Linked DNA regions of Mus musculus: region 2 is linked to region 1. Evidence: chromatin loops called from intact Hi-C (ENCODE). Cell type or tissue: left cerebral cortex. All regions are shown on one strand. Links, peaks and the distances in the headings refer to the core of each region. The heading gives the core; the rest is flanking DNA.

What was found. A loop is a pair of places that touch in the nucleus more often than their neighbours do. Peaks named below come from ENCODE experiments on the same cell type or tissue, not always from the same donor. Only the 100,000 strongest peaks of a DNase experiment are listed, where the experiment ranks them.
Region 2: it touches region 1 in a loop (9-fold over the local background); 36 of 42 quality-filtered maps call a loop at or near these places.

What each region holds. Positions count from the first base shown.
Region 1 is chr15:40,127,922-40,136,844 of GRCm38, reverse strand. 9330182O14Rik (RIKEN cDNA 9330182O14 gene) reads right to left here and starts at 2,480. Exons shown (of 4, transcript NM_001256056.1): 1 at 2,276-2,480. Gm33251 (predicted gene, 33251) reads right to left here. Exons shown (of 3, transcript NR_155348.1): 3 at 7,863-8,659. In left cerebral cortex, for the core only: CTCF peaks have their summits at 2,504 (motif pointing left), 4,258 (motif pointing left) and 5,547 (motif pointing right); DNase peaks (open chromatin) are centred at 3,296, 5,572, 6,830 and 7,042.
Region 2 is chr15:39,854,699-39,863,621 of GRCm38, reverse strand. Dpys (dihydropyrimidinase) reads left to right here and starts at 6,152. Exons shown (of 10, transcript NM_001164466.1): 1 at 6,152-6,523. The coding sequence starts at 6,260. In left cerebral cortex, for the core only: a CTCF peak has its summit at 2,296 (motif pointing left); a DNase peak (open chromatin) is centred at 2,290; H3K4me3 peaks cover 413 bases.

The DNA of each region.
Region 1 (8,923 bases), core at 596-8,595:
TGTCATCCCTGTATCGCTTATCTCATCTAATTATTATGATCTCTATACTTGCTTTCTCTTTGACCAGACAAAAAATTATTGCAGAAAATGGCCAGACGAATATGGGGGTTGCCCACGTTGGTCTTGTCGGATACATATGCAAGGATCACAGACCAATCATTTCTTCTATCAATACCACAAGACACTTTTTTTCTACATATAAGACCCATGGAATCCCAGGTGGGAGACAGGAGTTGTTGGTAAGCTCTACCATAAAAACCAAGCTGTGTCCCCAGTAAGTACTATCTGCAGGCAGAGGAAATATGTCTCAATTGCCGAACCTCTAGATATTGGAAAAGTATATGAAGTAATCAAACACTCCTCCGAGGTCCTTCCCTCCTTGACATCCCCCCTCATAAATGCCACTAATTTGTCACTTTGCCTTTTGCTTCAGACCTTGACCTCCACCTACCAACTCCTTAATGTCACCCGGCCTGGACACTTTAAAGATTGCTGGCTATACGTACCCCCTGGAACTAATTCACCATTGTCACTTACAGCATCTCCAGTGATACTGCCAAGTAACCTCACCTCATCCTTTGTCAGCTGCCCTGACTCCAGTGTTGCCATGACTCCATACCTTACCTCTATCTCTCTTTTTTGACATGGCAAACTGTTTTAAGACTTCCAGGACTCATTCTGTAGGAACACTAAGTTTCCTAGACTGCAATAGAACCCTAACCCTCAATATATCATCTCTGCCACAATGCCCTGCTGTCTAAAACACAGTCAATTCTCTGTGGCACTCAGGTATATCACTGCCTACCCACCAGCTGGTCAGGACTCTGCACGTTGGTACTCCTTTTCCCTGAACTGGGAGTAATCCAGGGAACTGAGCCCCTGCCAATTCCAGTTGTGGATATGATAGCTGCCCAACATAAGACGGCAGTTCAGGTCGTGCCACTCTTGGTTGCTACGGGAATAGCCATAGGTGCTGGAACTGGAGTTGCAGGGATAACGACTTCTATGACCCAATATGATAAGTTTACTTCCAAGCTTAGCACAAGTTTTCAAAAACTGTCTGAAACCATGATTACCAGGCAGAAACAGATCAACACTTTTGCAGCAGTGGGGCTAGATGTTTTGACAGCCAAAGAAGGTGGTCTTTGCCTATTTCTTCAAGAAGAATGCTGTTTCTACGTTAACCAACTGGGATAGTGAGAAATAAAATTCAGGAGCTGCAATCAGACATACGTGAGACCTCTAGTTCTGGGATTTTTGAAAACCCTATATGGAAGTAGATAGTCCCTTTCATAACGCCTTTCCTAGTCAACCTCCTGGTGTTATTATTTGCTCCCTGCCTCATTAATCTTGTTTCTACATTCCTTCAATGACAAAAACAAAAAATGTCTAACCAAAGTATTAATCAGTTCCTGTTACAGGATTACCAGCTCCTGTCCACAGAGGAGCCTGATGCTAACATCTACCAAGTGGACCCCAATGATGAAAGTCAACTATAACCCAAAATTGTCGACACCCCTAGACAGCGGGAAGGAATTTAAGAGATCTGTTGCCCCTATTCCCCTTTTACCATAGGCTTCTCCCTCCTCTCTTTTTTTCTTCTCTTTATGATAAGCGAAGGGAGGTATTTTGGCATCAGAAACTGGATTTACAGTAGAAGGTCACCTCTGAATCCAGCAACATAGGCGACAGGGACCAGTACATCTGTTGCCATGGCAATCACCATACATGCCCAGCATCCACCTGGCCCACCTGCCCACATTTACCTGTGCGTGGTTACATCACAGCCCAAATAAAAGGCAGGCCCCTCCTAACCTTCACTCTCTTTCCTTCTTCATCATCGTTGTCCCCCTTTGCCACCATCCTCCACCCCCCACCCCCGCACACACACACACAATAAACCTCTAGAGTCCTGTGGAACTGTGCTGGCCTAGTGTGATCTGTCTGGACAAACTGCCATTCTAACATAACAAGTACAGTGGGGCTGGGTGTTCTGTAGCTAGTCTCTGTAGGGAGACCAGTCCTAGGCTGTAAACACTTTCGAGAAGGAAGTCAGAGGTGCTAGTCTTTGCACAAGTTAATCAAGCCTCCAGAAAGACTCAGACTCCCAAGCAAAGCTTTGCATTTCTCTTAAGCCCCAACCACATGGCGGTTTTGCCAATTGTTTTGTGGGTCTAAGGCCTTGGCCGTTCTAGACACAGTCGTGCCCATGTCATAATACACATACACTCAGGGCTTCCTCCTTGACCTACAAAAAGAGTCTGTTTACACTCACAGTTCAGTTTCCTCAAGGGTAAGAGTCCATTGTGGCAGAGAACACAGCAGCAAATGACAGGTTGGCAGTGCTGTGTTCTCAGGAAGCTGAGAGCTCAGGTGCAGAGCTGGGAGCACAAAGTCCTGACTGAAAACCGAAGAAGGTCTTTTACTCCCAAAGCCATTTATCTCCCCATGACTTACTTCCTCCAGCAAGGCAAGGCTTCACCACATGAAGAGCCACCGACAGCGCCACCAACTGTCCAAATACCTGAGACTCTGGGAGATAGTTTTTTTTTTTTTTTTCATTTAACCCCAGGAAGCAATAAAGTACTGTATGGCACGGAAGGTGAATGTGTTAATGCTCGAGATGAAGCCCAGGATGCTGACCTATGAATCGCTGCTCACTATATACGGTAATTCAGCTCCAGATCAGTGGCAGTTGTTTTGAACTCTTACCTACAGCCACCTGGGTTTCCCTGGGAAGCTGAAGCAGCTTTGTGCCTCACTCTCTTCCTGCCTGGTGGGTATACTATTTCAAAGACTCTCTGTTCTGCCCCACCCTGGCACCCAGGATTGCTATCAAGCTCTAGCTAAAGGCTCCACATCTCATACCTTACTGTTAATGTCTTGCCAGTAATTGTGAATTTTGACCAGTCCTTTTGTGTGTGTATTTTCACGTCTGTCTCATTCTCTCTCGACTGTTTTAGGACACGAGATGCATGTGCCTAGCCCTCGTGAGACCCCTCAGCAATGACTACGCGTGAGCCCTTCATGCACTAGAGGCTTCATCAAACAGAGCCACGCAAAGACTGCAGAGGGTTTAACAAGTTGCATTTTAAAGTACTTAGGAAAACGGGTTATTTAGTCTGAAATCACAAGCCGCAGGGCCAGAACTGAAAGCAATCTTCTGGAGATGTTTCTGTTCAACAATTGTTCTACCTGGGTTTCTGTTGCTGGGATAGACATAATGACACAAAGCAATTAGGTGAGAAAAGGGATTTATTCAGCTTGCACTTCTGGGTCTCGGCGCACCATTAAGGGAAATCAGTGCAGTCAAGCAGGAACTGAAGTAGAAGCCACAGTGTAAGGCTGTGTCTTGGCTTGCTCTCTGGTTTGCTCCTACACATGTTTTTTTAAGGATAAAACTTTTTTCTCTGCCATTTTTTGAGGTTATAATTATATTATTTCTCCCTTTCTTCCCTCCAACACTTCCCATATACCTTTCCTAGCTCTCTTTCAAACTCATGGCTTCTCTTTTTCCATTAATTGTTGTTACCTACATATAAGCATATGTGTGTGCTATATATATATTTTATATGCATATACACATATACACATACACACACATATGGCCTATCTAGTCTGCATGCTTTTACATTTACATATGTATACACATACACATATATACATACATATATATCCATATATACATATGTGTGTGTGTATATATATATGTATATATATATACATATATATATATATATCAGCTTTTTTCATGCAGCAGAGAACCACAAGCTCAAAGAATAGTCCTACCCACAGTAGGCTGAGCCCTTCCACATCAGTCAACTATCAAGAGATTCTCCATAGATAGAGATAGTTCTTCAGTTGAGGTTTTCTCCTCTCAGGTGACTCTAGGTGTGTGTCAAGGTGACTGTCTGTCTGTCAGAACTAACCAGCACAGATTTTTTTTTTTGAAAATATTTATAGAGTACCTACTATGTGCTAGTCACTGTCTGATGTCAGGTGCATGTTGTACATATAAAGTCAAGCACACCAGTAGGCTAGCTGTCAGGCCATAAGCACAGGGAGGAGGGAGGAGAAACTCAGGTGTAGTGTTAGCAACGTGTTTGAGGCAAATGAAAACGGAGAAACCAAAGGACAATGGAAACATCCAGAGAAGAGTTTCGGGGTCACGCTCCACTATTTTCTCTTATAGTTTGGATTTTAACTGCCCCCTAAAGGCCATGTTCTAAACATTTGGACCTTTGCTGGTGCCTGGGAGTTGACAGAAACTTAATGAGGTGTAATGTTTTGTAAAATGCAGTCTGGTGACTCAGTGGGTCCATGCTGAGGCATCCCCCTGCCCCCACCCCTGAGGTACCAGTTACAAGACAGGCCTAATATAGAATGAAGTTTATTTGGGGGGCATGAGAAGGGGTGGTTGAGAAGAGAGTAGAGGCAGAGAAAGAGAGGGGTCAGAGAAAGAGGCCATCCTGGAACTCGTGGCGAGAGAGGAGGAGAGGGTGGAGAAAAAGGGAGCAAGGGATCAGAGAGGAAAGAGAGGCCAGTCCCTTTTATAGCAAGCCCGACCTTCCTGGCTGTTGCTAGGTAGCTGCTGGGCGGAGCCTAGAAGGACCATCCTAACTGGATAGGGAGGGTCATTGGATAAAGGTCCCTGAAAGGGACATTAGAAACACATCCTCTCCTTTTACTTCCTGGTCACCATGAGAAGAGTAAATCTTTTCTGCCCATGGCTGCCACCACAATGTGTCACCTCATCACTGACCCAAAGTACTGAGGCCAAAGGACCACGGCCTGAAACCATGAACCCATGATCTTTTACCTTCGTGGATTGAAGATCTCCAGCACTTTTGTCACTGTAACTGACATAAAACTCCTTTTCTTCAGATACTTCTCTTTTGTTTTGATCAGCTCATTTTACATGCGAAGAAGAAAATGTGCCTCGAAGACCACTTAAGCCCGGGTATCGGAGGAGCCAAATAATGGGACGAGTATTTGGTTGAAAATCTATTTAACACGTCTCAGTAGGCGAGAACAAGGCCTGATGTAGCCTTATTAAGATAAGAATATGTTTCTTCTTTATTATCTTGTTAGCCATAGACTTGAATTTTGATAGGGCAATTTTCAGGGCTTAAACACTTGATTGCTACTAATAGTGGAAATAACAGCAAGACAGTGTTTAGGTTTAATTTATAGTCATTTAACACAACTTTAAGTATGGATTTCTCCAAATGCCCTGTTATTTCGTTGGAGCTTGTCTATGCAGACCTGAAGTCCTGCTGCAGTAATTGTGAGCCATGCAAAAGGTCCCATATACTTATCTCACAGACCCCTCCAACAGCATGATGACCAGCGATTGCTATTAACGGGTTTTACTGTTTTGTTTTGTTTTTTACCCTAGAAACCCTGTTTTAGTAAACCTGCGTCAGTAGTTGCAAGCTAAATGTCTTAAAACTTATTTTGGTTTGTAAAAGGGAACCTTCTTTCCACTATTTGCCCCCTCAAGGTCGGCTTGGCGTTCCTCCTTGAGCCAGAACAGTTCACTTTTGTGCCACCAGGGGCCGCTGTTCTCCAAGCAGTGAGATCTCCAAAGGCGATCCACCTTCCAATTCCATATAGGCCAGCAGCAACAAATACTTCTTTTGAATTTATGTTTTGAGACCTTGAAAACACTATGCTGAGTGAAAGAAGCCAGACGCAAAGGCCACATGCTACAAGGTTCTCTTTACATAAAATCTGTGCGGAGATCATAAATGTCTTAGATAAGAAACCACAACCGTTGGTCTGTGATTCCTGCGTCTACAGAATGCAGGCTGCCTGTTTGCCCCTTGCAACCACATGCTTGCAGTGCGCCCAACTCGTTCACTGCGACCTATTTATTGTTAGCACCGCGTTCCTTGATGGCTTCTTTATTATCTTGTTAGCTGTAGACTGGAATTCTGAGTACGAGAGGGAGTAACACTTTGGAGGAGGGGCGAGGTAAGGACTGATAGACAGGGCCGCCTTTCGCTGTTCTCACCCGGAAAGTCCTGACGCACATCCCTCATATTCTTCAAAAGATGACAGGGAAGCTGAACCTCAACATCAGAGGCTACGTCAAGATCACCCTTATAAGGATCCATTTTCCCATCCTTTCACAATTCTGCCCCACTCTATGATTCCAGGGTAATTTCCCCTAATAAACACAGAGTACTGCCCAGTGTCTGCTTTGCAAAAACAATCATATGCTTGTCAGGGAAGTTACTGTTGACGATAAAGAAACCAAATAGAAGGGGGACCATGCCGGAGTCACTGTGCTCCATTCCTGTATCAGAACCTGCATGCACACGCACACACACACACACACACACACACACACACGCACACACGCGCACGCACGCGCACGCACGCGCACGCACAGGTACACACCATCTCTAGACTGCTGTGGTCACATATGTGAGAGGAAATCATGGATTCAAGACTGAAAGCTGCCCTCCTGCTCCTACCTGTTCTAAGAGGCTCTAGACTGCAGGCGATTCACAGCTTCCCATGCACATTAGGCTATTATATTTCAAGCCAGATATGAACAGAATGGACAGTGTCCATTAACTTCCTTCTCTGCTGCCTGCACTGACATTAGTATCGGTTTACAGAACACAAGTTTTGACAGCAAATGGGTCTGATTTTGAGCCCAGTGTCCCCATTATTGGCAATAAAGCCTCAGGCAAATTCTTTATAATTTTCTTTCGGTTCCCTTGCATATGTGTTTGTGTGTGTGTGTGTGTGTGTGTGTGTGTGTGTGTGTGTAAGCACTCCTAGACTTGTTTTGCGTGGGGTTTAAGCTACATACCCGCCCACCACCTATATATACTCAAGAGAGATCCATTTCCTTTTTTAGCAGACTACACTAATCCACAGCTGATTCTAGTTTTCTCTAAAGGTTCATGGTCAGAGCTGCCTTCTGTACAAAGTCATGTTTTTCAACTTCTCAATATTGAGAAATACTACAGAAGTAATATTTAGCTTCCAGTCTGCCTTAAACAGCTCCACGGTGTCCCTGATGCCTGCCTCACTCCTTCACCATACATGACTGATTTTAAGTGCCTTGAGATAAGAGCACTGTTTCATCCAACTGTGTGGCACGGGCTGTTTGTCTTGCCTCTCTGCACAGCCCCAGGGCAGTGTTTTACTGAACGTCACTGGAGCTGTACCCCTGGAGCTTGTGCTGTGTGCCGTCCTTCCTGAGGAGTGTCCGCACCAATTCCCATTATGTGTCTGTCAGAGGATGCCTGTGCCCCTCACCTTACTGGCCTGTGGATCAGGGATTTCCAGACACAGTTAAGGGGTAAAAGGCTAGACTTATCTCAATGAGGAATGCGTTTCTTTGAGCTTTCTTTTCAAGGCATCTTTTTGACAATAGTTTTGGCTTATTCTTTGACAGCTTCATGCATGTAGACAATGTGTATTGATCATATCCACCCTCCTCCACTTCCCCACCCCCTCAGACCTCCTGGGCTCTTTTAAATCTATTTTCCTCACTTGCTTGCTTGCTTACTTTCTCTTACTAACTTACTGAGTCTGATTAGTGCTGCCCATATGGCCACGGGTGTGGGGTCATCCACTGGGACATGGACAATCTACCAGGGACTCTTCTCTCCCACCCCAAAGCCATCAGTTGCCAATAGCTCCTCAGGTACAGGTAAGGATTCAGAAGGCCCACTGCCTTCCATGTTGGAATTTTTAATTGGCCCGATCTTGTGCAGGCTGTTGTGGGTTCATGTGTGTGAAAGTCGTGTTATGTCCAGAGGACAGCATTGCACACCGTTCCATCCCATCTTAGACAGGGTTTCTATTGCTGTGATAAAACACCATGACCAAAGCAACTTGGAAAGGAAAGGGTTTATTTGGCTTGCACTTGCATATCACCATTCAACATCAAAGAAAGACAGGACAGAAACACTAACTGGAGAGGAACATGGAGGCAGGAGCTGAAGCAGAGGTCATGGAAGGTGCTGCCAACTGGCTTGCTCTCCAATGGCTTCCTCAGTCTACTTTCTTAGAGCACCCAAGACCACCAGTCCAGAGATGGCACCACCCACAATGGGCTGGGCCCTCCCCCATCAATCACTATTTAAGAAAATGACCTTCAGCCAGGTATTATGGAGGCATTTTCTCAGTTGAGGTTCCCTCCTTTCCAGTGACTGTATCTTGTGTCACATTGGCATAAAACTCACCATCACACTCTCTATCCTCTGACTCTTACGTTCTTTCTGCCCCTCTTCCCAGATGTTCCCTGAGCCCTGGAAGGGTGAGAGTGGTAGAGATGTCCCATCCAGGATGAACTCTCACTTCTTTTCAGCACTTTGAGAAGCAGTGAGCCTCTACGGGAACCACCCACAGCAATAAGAAGTATCAGGGGAGATGGGATTTAAACCTAGATCTCGGACCCACATGTCCAGGGTTCTGTTGCCCTAGCTTCCCTGGTGACATAACTCCAGAGCTCCAGACCTGTCCCACTTTCAGAGTCTCAGTGCCTCCTGTCAGTGCAAATATACTCAGGCTTGATTCAGCATCAATATTTGGTTCAGGAAAAGTGGTTAGCCTTGATTACACATCAGATCACGCTGACCACATGGAGTCCTCGGGTGATGTTCCGTAACAAAGACGATAAGTAGGCATAGGGCTGTGGATATAAACATAAATATTTAGAATGCAATTGTTAACTGCAGACCATTTAGAAAAACAGCATCAGTAGAGTCTCCCCTAGCTCTAAAGACTTTCCCTAGCCATGAAGTCTGGCCGTGCTTATATAGGACCAGATGAATTCCCTCCTGTGGAGCAAGACTAAATTCAGTCAGGAGGATAGCGGGTTAGCCCAGAAGCTGTTCCGTTATTGCACCACTGGGCATGTCTCGCCTGACAGGTCAGTATTTTAGGTCCAGTGCTG
Region 2 (8,923 bases), core at 527-8,526, 270 kb after region 1:
CTCCTCCTCCTCTTTCTCCTCCTCCTTTCTCCTCCTCCTCTTTCTCTTTCTCCCCCTTCTCCTCCTCCTCCTCCTCTTCCTCTTCCTCCTCCTCCTTTCTCTTTCTCCCCCTTCTCCTCTTCCTCCTCTTCCTCCTTCTCTTCCTCCTTCCTATCTCTCTCCTTCTCTCTCTCCCTCCCCCTTTCCTTCCCTCCTTCTCTCTCTCTCTCTCTCTCTCTCTCTCTCTCTCTCTCTCTCTCTCTCTCTCTCTCATGTGTGTACACATGTACATATATGTGCAAGTGTGTATTGGGCATGGGCATGCACCTGTCTCTGGAGGCCTGAAGCTGAACTGATGTCAGGAGTCATCCTTGATCTTTCTATTCTGTATTTATTAAGACAGTCATTCAACTGAACCCAGAGCTCATGGGTGGACTAATCTAGCTAGCCCATTTGTTCTGGGGAATACCTTGCTGGAATGCCTACTCGGGCATTTCTGTAAATACTGGGGATGCAAATCCTGGTCTTTGGCCTTGCATCTCAAGCACTGAGCCATCTCCTAGCTGCCACCACCCAGAGGAGCTCTTGTAGAAATGAAAGAACATAGAAAAAAAGGCTTAAGCCCATGCCTCAAGTTCTCAATTGTACCTAACAGTTAACAGATGCTTATGGAGAGCCTTTTTCCTACTTAGATTTGAATAGTCACATAATGAAATATTCTGTTGTATTCAAAAAGATTAGAAAATAAACACTTGACTATCAGGTGTTGTTCTAACTAGTCCTACCCTTGTCTGACACCATGAACCCTGCAGGCCTTGAATCAGCCTTCCTTTGATGTTTCCCACAGGCTTCCCTAAAAGACAAGGAACACATGGGGACAGAAACCCACCTCCCCTCAACTGTAGACCAAACTTTTGGCACCTAGAATCCCAGAATCTTCTGTCAAAATGGTTGATACTAATACAAACTGGTTGTCCTCTTTTCTTGATCTTTCTTCCCTGAAGCTAGATAAAGTGTACACAGGCCTACACACACACACACACACACACACACACACACACACACACAAAATCTCTCCTAGGGCAGGACGGGGTTGGGTTGGAAGAGAAGGGCTCACCATCCATAAGTCTTCCCTAGTCTGTTTCTGTCACTGGAGATGGACCAGTATACAAGACACATGTGAATCTTGTGAAAAGCACGACGCGTTGCTACCAATTAGAAGAGTTACAATCATTTGCCTTTATGTTCTTTCCTAAGTGCATAGCTACAAATCTGAAACCTCTCTGCCAACCCCCCTAAGAAGGCTGCTTGCATTTAAAACATTTTTTAAATTTTATATTTTTACATTTTTAATATTTTATAGTTTTATATTTTATCTTTTTATTTTTATATTTTTATAATTAAATTATATAAATTCTTAATTTATATTAAGTTTATATTATTTATATTATATTTATATTTTTATATTATATTAAATTCTTAATTTATATAATTTAATACTATATGAAGAGTCAATGCCTTGAGAAGTTGTGTACATATACTTCCTTTATAATTAATATGCTTTTGTTCCCTTGCAAATTTTTAGATTATGACAATAAAAAATATTTTCCCAAAAGCCAATTCTGAAGATTCTTCATTTATCATATACCCTGATATGATATGTTCCCAAAGAAAAATGTCAGTGTTGATAGGAAAAATAGATGCTAAGGAATTGGAAATAATGACTACAAGATAAAAACATTTTCAAATATATTGCAGATTGCAGATTGCTGGAGTCGACCTCATTACTCTTTCCCCTTCACATGGCAGGTGGTGTCAGCACCTTGCCCTTCCACAAAAGCTCAAATATACATTAGCTATATTTGGTATAAACACTGTAGCTAGTGTGAAAGCTAAATCCTAAAAATGTTATGAAAATCAAATGTAGGTGAGTTGAACAATGTTGGAAATGCAAGACAGAAAGAGTCCCATTGCTAATCTCATTTAGGTGAATAACGACCTTTAATATATTTCTCTTTAGTATAACATGGACGATTTTTCTCAATGAAAAAGGAAGTGTAAATCTAGAATGTCAGTATTTTATTATATGAAACTGAACTTACAGTTTTTTGCCCACAAAAAATGTATTAGTCATATCTAAGGAAAGACTAACAAGTTATGTATCAGTGTAGACACTCAATTCCTAGGAGTGACATTTGTGATAGCAAGAGCCAACCAAACACACAAGTGGTTTCAAGAAGCCATCTATACCTGTAGTCTGGGTCAGTAGTGGCCTATTTACCTAACATGCCAAGCCTACAAGAGGACAGAGCCATCTAGTGGTGCATATTAGAATTGCAGGTACTTTGCAAGGCATTTTGTTTAATAACTTTTCAAACTTAATTTGACTACTTTGAAGCCAACAGAAAAGATGCTAAAGCTGAGTTTTGAACTCCAAAAAGTTTAAAGGACACTCTTAATTACATCCTTAATTCAGAATAAATGTCCCCATAGAGTCCCACTGTACCAAGGTAAAATGGAATATCATGAGTTCATCTTACACAGCACTCTGAAATAGACCTTTGCATCCCAAATGATGTATGACAAGGCTTCTGCTTGCCAGAACATCATAGATTAGTGACCCTGAATAACTTGTAAGTTAATATATAGACAATTTGGTTATTATTTTCCCCTACGACAACAGTCACTATGTTTGCAATAGTACAGCATGAGTAATTTTATTCAAGTAAATATATAAATTATATATAATTTATATATTTAAAGTCAATTAAGTGTCTAATGAGTGAGAGCTACAACATCACCCCATCACCCTCGCTTTATTTCAGGCAGAGGGGTCATTCCTTATCTGCCCAGGGCTTCTGTCTGATTCACATCCACTTCCCCAGTTTTACCAATGCTATTGTCTTTATAAACATAGTATAGCCTTGTAGTGACTGAAATGGAGCCTGCTCCACTGACTCTAGACAGAGACTCTCTCACTTCCCCTAAAATTTGCAATAAATTCCAGTGCATTCTGTGCTTGGCTTTAAGACCTTGATGCCAAGAGTCCCTTCCCTTCCCTTCCCTTCCCTTCCCTTCCCTTCCCTTCCCTTCCCTTCCCTTCCCTTTTCCTACACGTGATCTGAGCCAAAAGGCCGAGAAGCGATTTCTTTTCTTTTCTTTTCCTTTTCTTCCCTCCCCCCCCCCCTTTTTTTTTTCTGTAGGACCTACTGTGGAACCCAGGCTGACTTCAAACATTGTGCAGCTAAGGATAACCTGATTCTGCAGCCTTTAAGAGTTCCTGGGCTACAGCCATGTGTAGCCACAAAGTTTTAAATTCTCCCCACGGTAAGCAAGGAACCTACTACTTACTGAGGTGCATTTCTAACCTAAGTTGCAGACAGCTTTTAAAATAAAACTAGATCTGGCAAACTGGCCCTGGAGTGTGTGGGTGTCACATGATGGGAGAGTTGAACGTTCCTAAATGAACCTTGCCTTCAATATTTGATGCTCTGTGACCAAAAGCATTTGACCTCAAAGCGGTCATGGGTTAAAGGGCAAAATAGTACTTACCTTGAAGAACTGCCAGGAGGAGTATACACAACTATGCAGGTGCCAAATCTAGCCGACTCCTGACAAAGTGTGCTTGATACGCCTTACCTACTGCTGATGCAACCCTTCCTCAAGGCAACTCTCCAAAGTGGTGCTTTGGGGCTGGGTGCCTCCTGGTATTGTATTAGACCAGTCACAGCAACTCTACAGAGCCCTGTGACCGTTCTGTCTTGCCCTTTATCACTGAGCAGTGATAAAAATGTCCCAGCTGCAGTGCAAGAACTTTAAAAGCAGTCCTGATTTCTCAGTCCAGCTGTGACTGTAACAAAACACACGAGACTGGGTCATTAATAAGTGGCAAGTTCTCACAGTGCTAGAGGCTGGGAAATGCAAAGTCAAGCTGTCGGCTATTCTGGTGACCTCTGCTCCCAAGATGGCATCTTGTTGGTCTAACCCCATTCAGGACAAATGTGTGTGTCCTCCTCACATAGCAGAAGGGATAGAAGGACAAAGGTAAGGCCAGTGTGCTTCTTAATGTCATTGCATGGATGGTGTCAACATGAATTAGAAAGTGACTTTTCTTTTGCACCAAGTGCCTGACCAGGAGCAACTGCAGGAAGGACTTGTTCTGTCTCACAGTCAAAGGGTCACACTGTATCTGCAGTCATGAAGCAGAGAGACGCAGGAAGTAGGACACCACCAAACCTTGAGGCATACCTCAAGTGACTCTCCAGTGAGGCTGCATCCGATCCAGACTCTACCATGAGCTGGATACCAAATGTCCAAGCTGAGGAGCCTGTGAACGATATTCCACATCCAAAGCAAGAAACACAAATATTCAGCCATGGCTCTTGTCTGACACGTGCCTCGCCTCACACAACGTTACACACTACTTTCACACACTTTTACACACAACTCCTTCCCAAGCTGAACTTCTTGACCTAGGAGGAGGAGCCAGGGATACAATGGTCAAGAGTCTAGAAAACAAACCCTATCTAGGCGCCAGCTCACTGCTCCAGACTTCGGGAGAGTTTCATTCTAGAAACACACCAGCAGTCTCTCAAGTCTATCAGGATGTAAAAGATCAAGGAAGGATGGGCTTGCAAACTTCTGTCAGCCTAGGTCTCCACATGGGGAGGACGAGGAGGATGGGGAGGACGAGGAGGACAGGGAGGACGGGGAGGACGAGGAGGACAGGGAGGACGGGGAGGACGAGGAGGACAGGGAGGACGGGGAGGACGGGGAGGACGGGGCCCTGAAGTGTCCTGCCCAAGCTTCATAGAGTTCATGCCAAAGCCAGAGTTTGACTTCCAATCCCAAGTCCGCATCTGTTTTCCTTCCACCCCTCAGTCTGCCTGTTCCCCCAAACTCCACACCCATCACCCATCCAGGCAGAAGCTCATTAGCAGGCTGGAGTGTTCTTTCCCACCACAGGGTCCCCCGGGGACCTAGAGTGTCTGCAGAAACAATGGCGTTTGGAGGCCAAGCTCCCCAGTGAGCATGCTTGTCCAGGCTTCTGACCCGAAGGTGTTGAGTAGGGACAGTGACTCCACCAGGGGACAGTCTTCCTAGTCTGGTAGCCTGCATTTTTCTTAAAGCTTACTCTCTTTTCTGCTCTATTTCTGCCTGCGAATCTCAGTGAGCCATTTCCTTCCCCTTCGCAGATACCTGGCAAGCCCCTCTTCTGCTAGAACTTTGAGTTAATTAAATGTGGGAAGTTTGTTCTGTGTTGTGTCATGATATAAAGTGTCCAAGATAAAGAAACCTTTGCAGTCGCTCATCCGGGCAGTTTCAGAGAGAGCCCCAGTGGCAGCAGGGACATCCAATCTCATGCTCCTGGTGGTGTTGACTTGCAAGCCTGTAGGAGTTTCATTGTGTATATAATTACCCCTTTCACAGTTGCACAAAGGTCCCTTGACAATAATTATATAACCTTCCTGAGGTTTTGGTGTTTTTCTTCCTGGCCTGACAGCCAAATCCATGGGTCTTTAGATTATCGGTGCGTTCTAATTTTTAATCGTTTTGAGGTGTGGATAGTCTGATGCATCAGGAAATTCGACACAAGCATCTCTCAAGTGACGCTAGATCACATCAAATTGAGAATGAAGATTAGCCATCATGCCGCCCTTGATTACCCCTCAAGCCTTCTCTCAGGCAGCTCCTTGTCTGCCAGCTTCCCTTGTAAGAGCCTGTCTCCCTGCTCAGCACATCTTCTCTGCTTATCCATCTGGAGACCAGAATCCCACACATGCCAGCACAACCTGCCAATCACAGAGACTGCAGTGGTTTGCTCTTGATTTTGAGTCAAGTGTGTTTGTTTTGAGGTGTTATTGTTGCTGGTGCTGTGCAGGTTCCTTCTGTCTTTTGGTGTAGACATTGTTCACCAAGGAACCAAGTGAATTTCTTTCTTTCACTAAAGTATCTTTGCCTCTAGGGAGGCAAGCCCCTGACTGCAGCTTTCAAATTCCAAGACCCCTCCCCTCTGTGGACTCATAAACTCAGTGGACACCCCGACTTATTGTAACTGGATGCTAGGGGTTGTGCTTAAGGGTTTGTCCAGGTCTGCGGCAGGGCAGCCCTGCCCTGAGGTGGAGCTACATCTCTGTCCTGCATTTAAATAAACCCTTGTACCTCACCTGCCACCAGAGATCTGCCCGCCTTCAGCCCAGCGGGAGAGGGAGTTCTGGCACAGTTCGTGGAGAGCTTAAAGGAAAGCCAACTTTGTTCGCAGTCCCCAGCGCCCTGGACCATGGCACCACAGGGACGACTTCTCATCCGCGGGGGTCGCATTGTCAATGACGACTTCTCACAGGTGGCCGATGTGCTAGTGGAGGACGGCGTGGTGCGGGCGCTGGGACGGGACCTGCTGCCTCCTGAGGACGCATCTCGGGGGCTGCGAATCCTAGATGCAGCGGGCAAGCTCGTCCTGCCCGGGGGCATCGACACGCACACGCACATGCAATTCCCGTTCATGGGCTCGCAGTCAGTGGACGACTTCTACCAGGGCACCAAGGTACCCAAACCACAGACCTATAATCTGGGGTCTCTAGCGGCTCCACCTCGTCCGCTCCTGCGCAGTAGTAGGGACTGAGGTGGAGTGAGACACTTGAGCTAGCTGTGGGCACAAAAGGACGCCCATCTCGGGTGAAGATACTGTATGCCGTGCTCTGTGGCCCCTCTGCTCTTCCTTTTGGGTTGTTTGGCACTCTGGAGGCCATCTCTTCCCTTTGCCTTCTTTTCTCTAGGCACCACCTCCTGGTGTCTGTAATTCTCTTTTGTCATGATAATCCGTGGGGGGTTGCAAAGCCGCTATACTGTCTATACAATTGGCTTGTTTGTTTTTCAAAATTGACCTTTGCGGCCTTTTCTCCCAGTTCTCCAGCCAACAAGCGAAAACTCCATTTACCTAGAGGATACTGCTGTGACTAGTGAGGCCTGGGTGAGTGGAAGCCACACAGAGATAGTCCACACTGGACGGAGCCCAGCCCTGTAGAAGTAAGATAGCCTGTCCAGGAGTTCCCTCCAGCCTTCACTCACACCAAGGTGACCTCTCCAAGCCCTTTTGCTACCTGCTTGCTCCAGGCAACAGTACCTGCCCGCTTTTAGTGATGTAAGCAGCCAGATCTAGACTGCAGAAGACGATGTCCTGGTCTTTGTCTAAGCGAAGACCAATGAAAGTTTTGGCCAAGGTTTCCTTGGAGCGTCTGAACCCACCATGGGATTGTCAAGGCAGCTTTATAGGAAACTGAAAACGTATCCCCCAAGCCTAGGCTGAAGATGTCAAATCCACAACATTTTTAAGTCTTGCCTCAAAGCCGCTTTGAGAGAAGAGGCTTCTTGCAAAGGGGAGGAGATACACTGATTTCAAGGCCAAGGTTGTTCAGGGGATTCCTCTCAGGACTGTGTCTAAACGCATCCAGCCGCAGAGGCCTGGTAAAGACCAACGGGCTCTCAGAGCAGTCCACACGTTGTTTATTTCACGTACTTACCTGGCTTCAAACCCTCCACCCTCCTCACACCCGCCCTGCCAACTGCCCCCGTCCTCCACGACCACACAGAACAGTTAACAGAAAGGAGAAAGGCAGGCAGTTTTGACCCAGAGAGAAGGGTCCAGGACACGCTGCCTAGTGCAACATTTGGAATGCTTCTTCCTAGTTACTCATTACCAGTGTCTATCATTGTGCTAATAAACATCATCGTCTGCAGGACAAACTATTGTCCCTTTCAAAACTAAAGTACTGTGCTATGAATCTATCTCTTTTTTACAAAATGTTAGGAACACATTTTTGTATTTGGGATGAATCTGTCAGTGATTGGAACAATCCACAATTGTAGAAAGAAGAAAAGTCTCGCCAAGCACCTTCTCCACACGCCCCGGTCTTTTGGTCAGTTCCCTCACGCTTCTTAATTTTGAATACTGTACATTCTTGACATCATTTGGGGCATACGTGTGTAGGACTGTAAATGTAAGTTTGCATATGAAGCAGTGTGACCAGTTGTTACCATTTACAGTGTGAGCCATTTCTGTCACTGCGGACCTATCATTGGCAGTAGATTGCTGGTGTCAGGGTATGACTTTGAGAAACTCCACCTGCAGACTGGAGAGCAGTGGTCCTGTCTACCACTTGCCAGGCATCCTCTTGAAGGCTTCACAGTAACTTTCCTTCCCTTTAACCTGGTCAGGGTCCAGGATGAAGCAACTACGGAGAGGATTTGAAATCCTGAGGACCAGGGGCATGGCGTCCCTTTCTTAGGAGTAGCCATGGTGTCTTGAGGTCCAGGCAGCTGGTTCTTTCTCCTCTTAGACATTCTGAAACTTTTATAGCAAAGAAAGATTTATAGTTCCTCCCTGAGGAAGTATCTCCCTGAAACATGTGACAGAGTACTCTTTCTTTGGGTGTTTCTATTTTTTTAAAGATTGTCAGAATGTAAAACAAAACGTGCTCTTAATGAGCCCAGTGTGCTGAACAGGAAATGGTATGAGCAGAGAGAGTAAGGTCGAAGGCTTTGTAAACACACAGTGTCTGCTAAATACTAAAGTGTATTCACAATGGGGCTGAATTGCTGATGTTGGTCTTAAAAATGGACCTCACGATAACAGTTCAGAAAGGCCCAGAAAGGAGACTCCCTAAGGGAAGGGGGTGAGGAAGACCCAGATGCAGCCAACCCTAGCTCACCAGCCTGAGTCTTCTTCCATAGTCTTCACAACGGTTCTCCAGGCAGAGTTGATGAATGAGCCCTTGGTTTGTGAAATTAAGGCTAAAGAGACCCTGTGTAGAGAAGGAATATATTACGTATTTCAATGCCTAGAGAAACACCATGTTAATGCTGTTCACTGACAATTATCCCACAGAGAACATGCTGTATACCAATTGGGCTAGATCATGCATCGCCCCTTACAATAGTGGGTGTC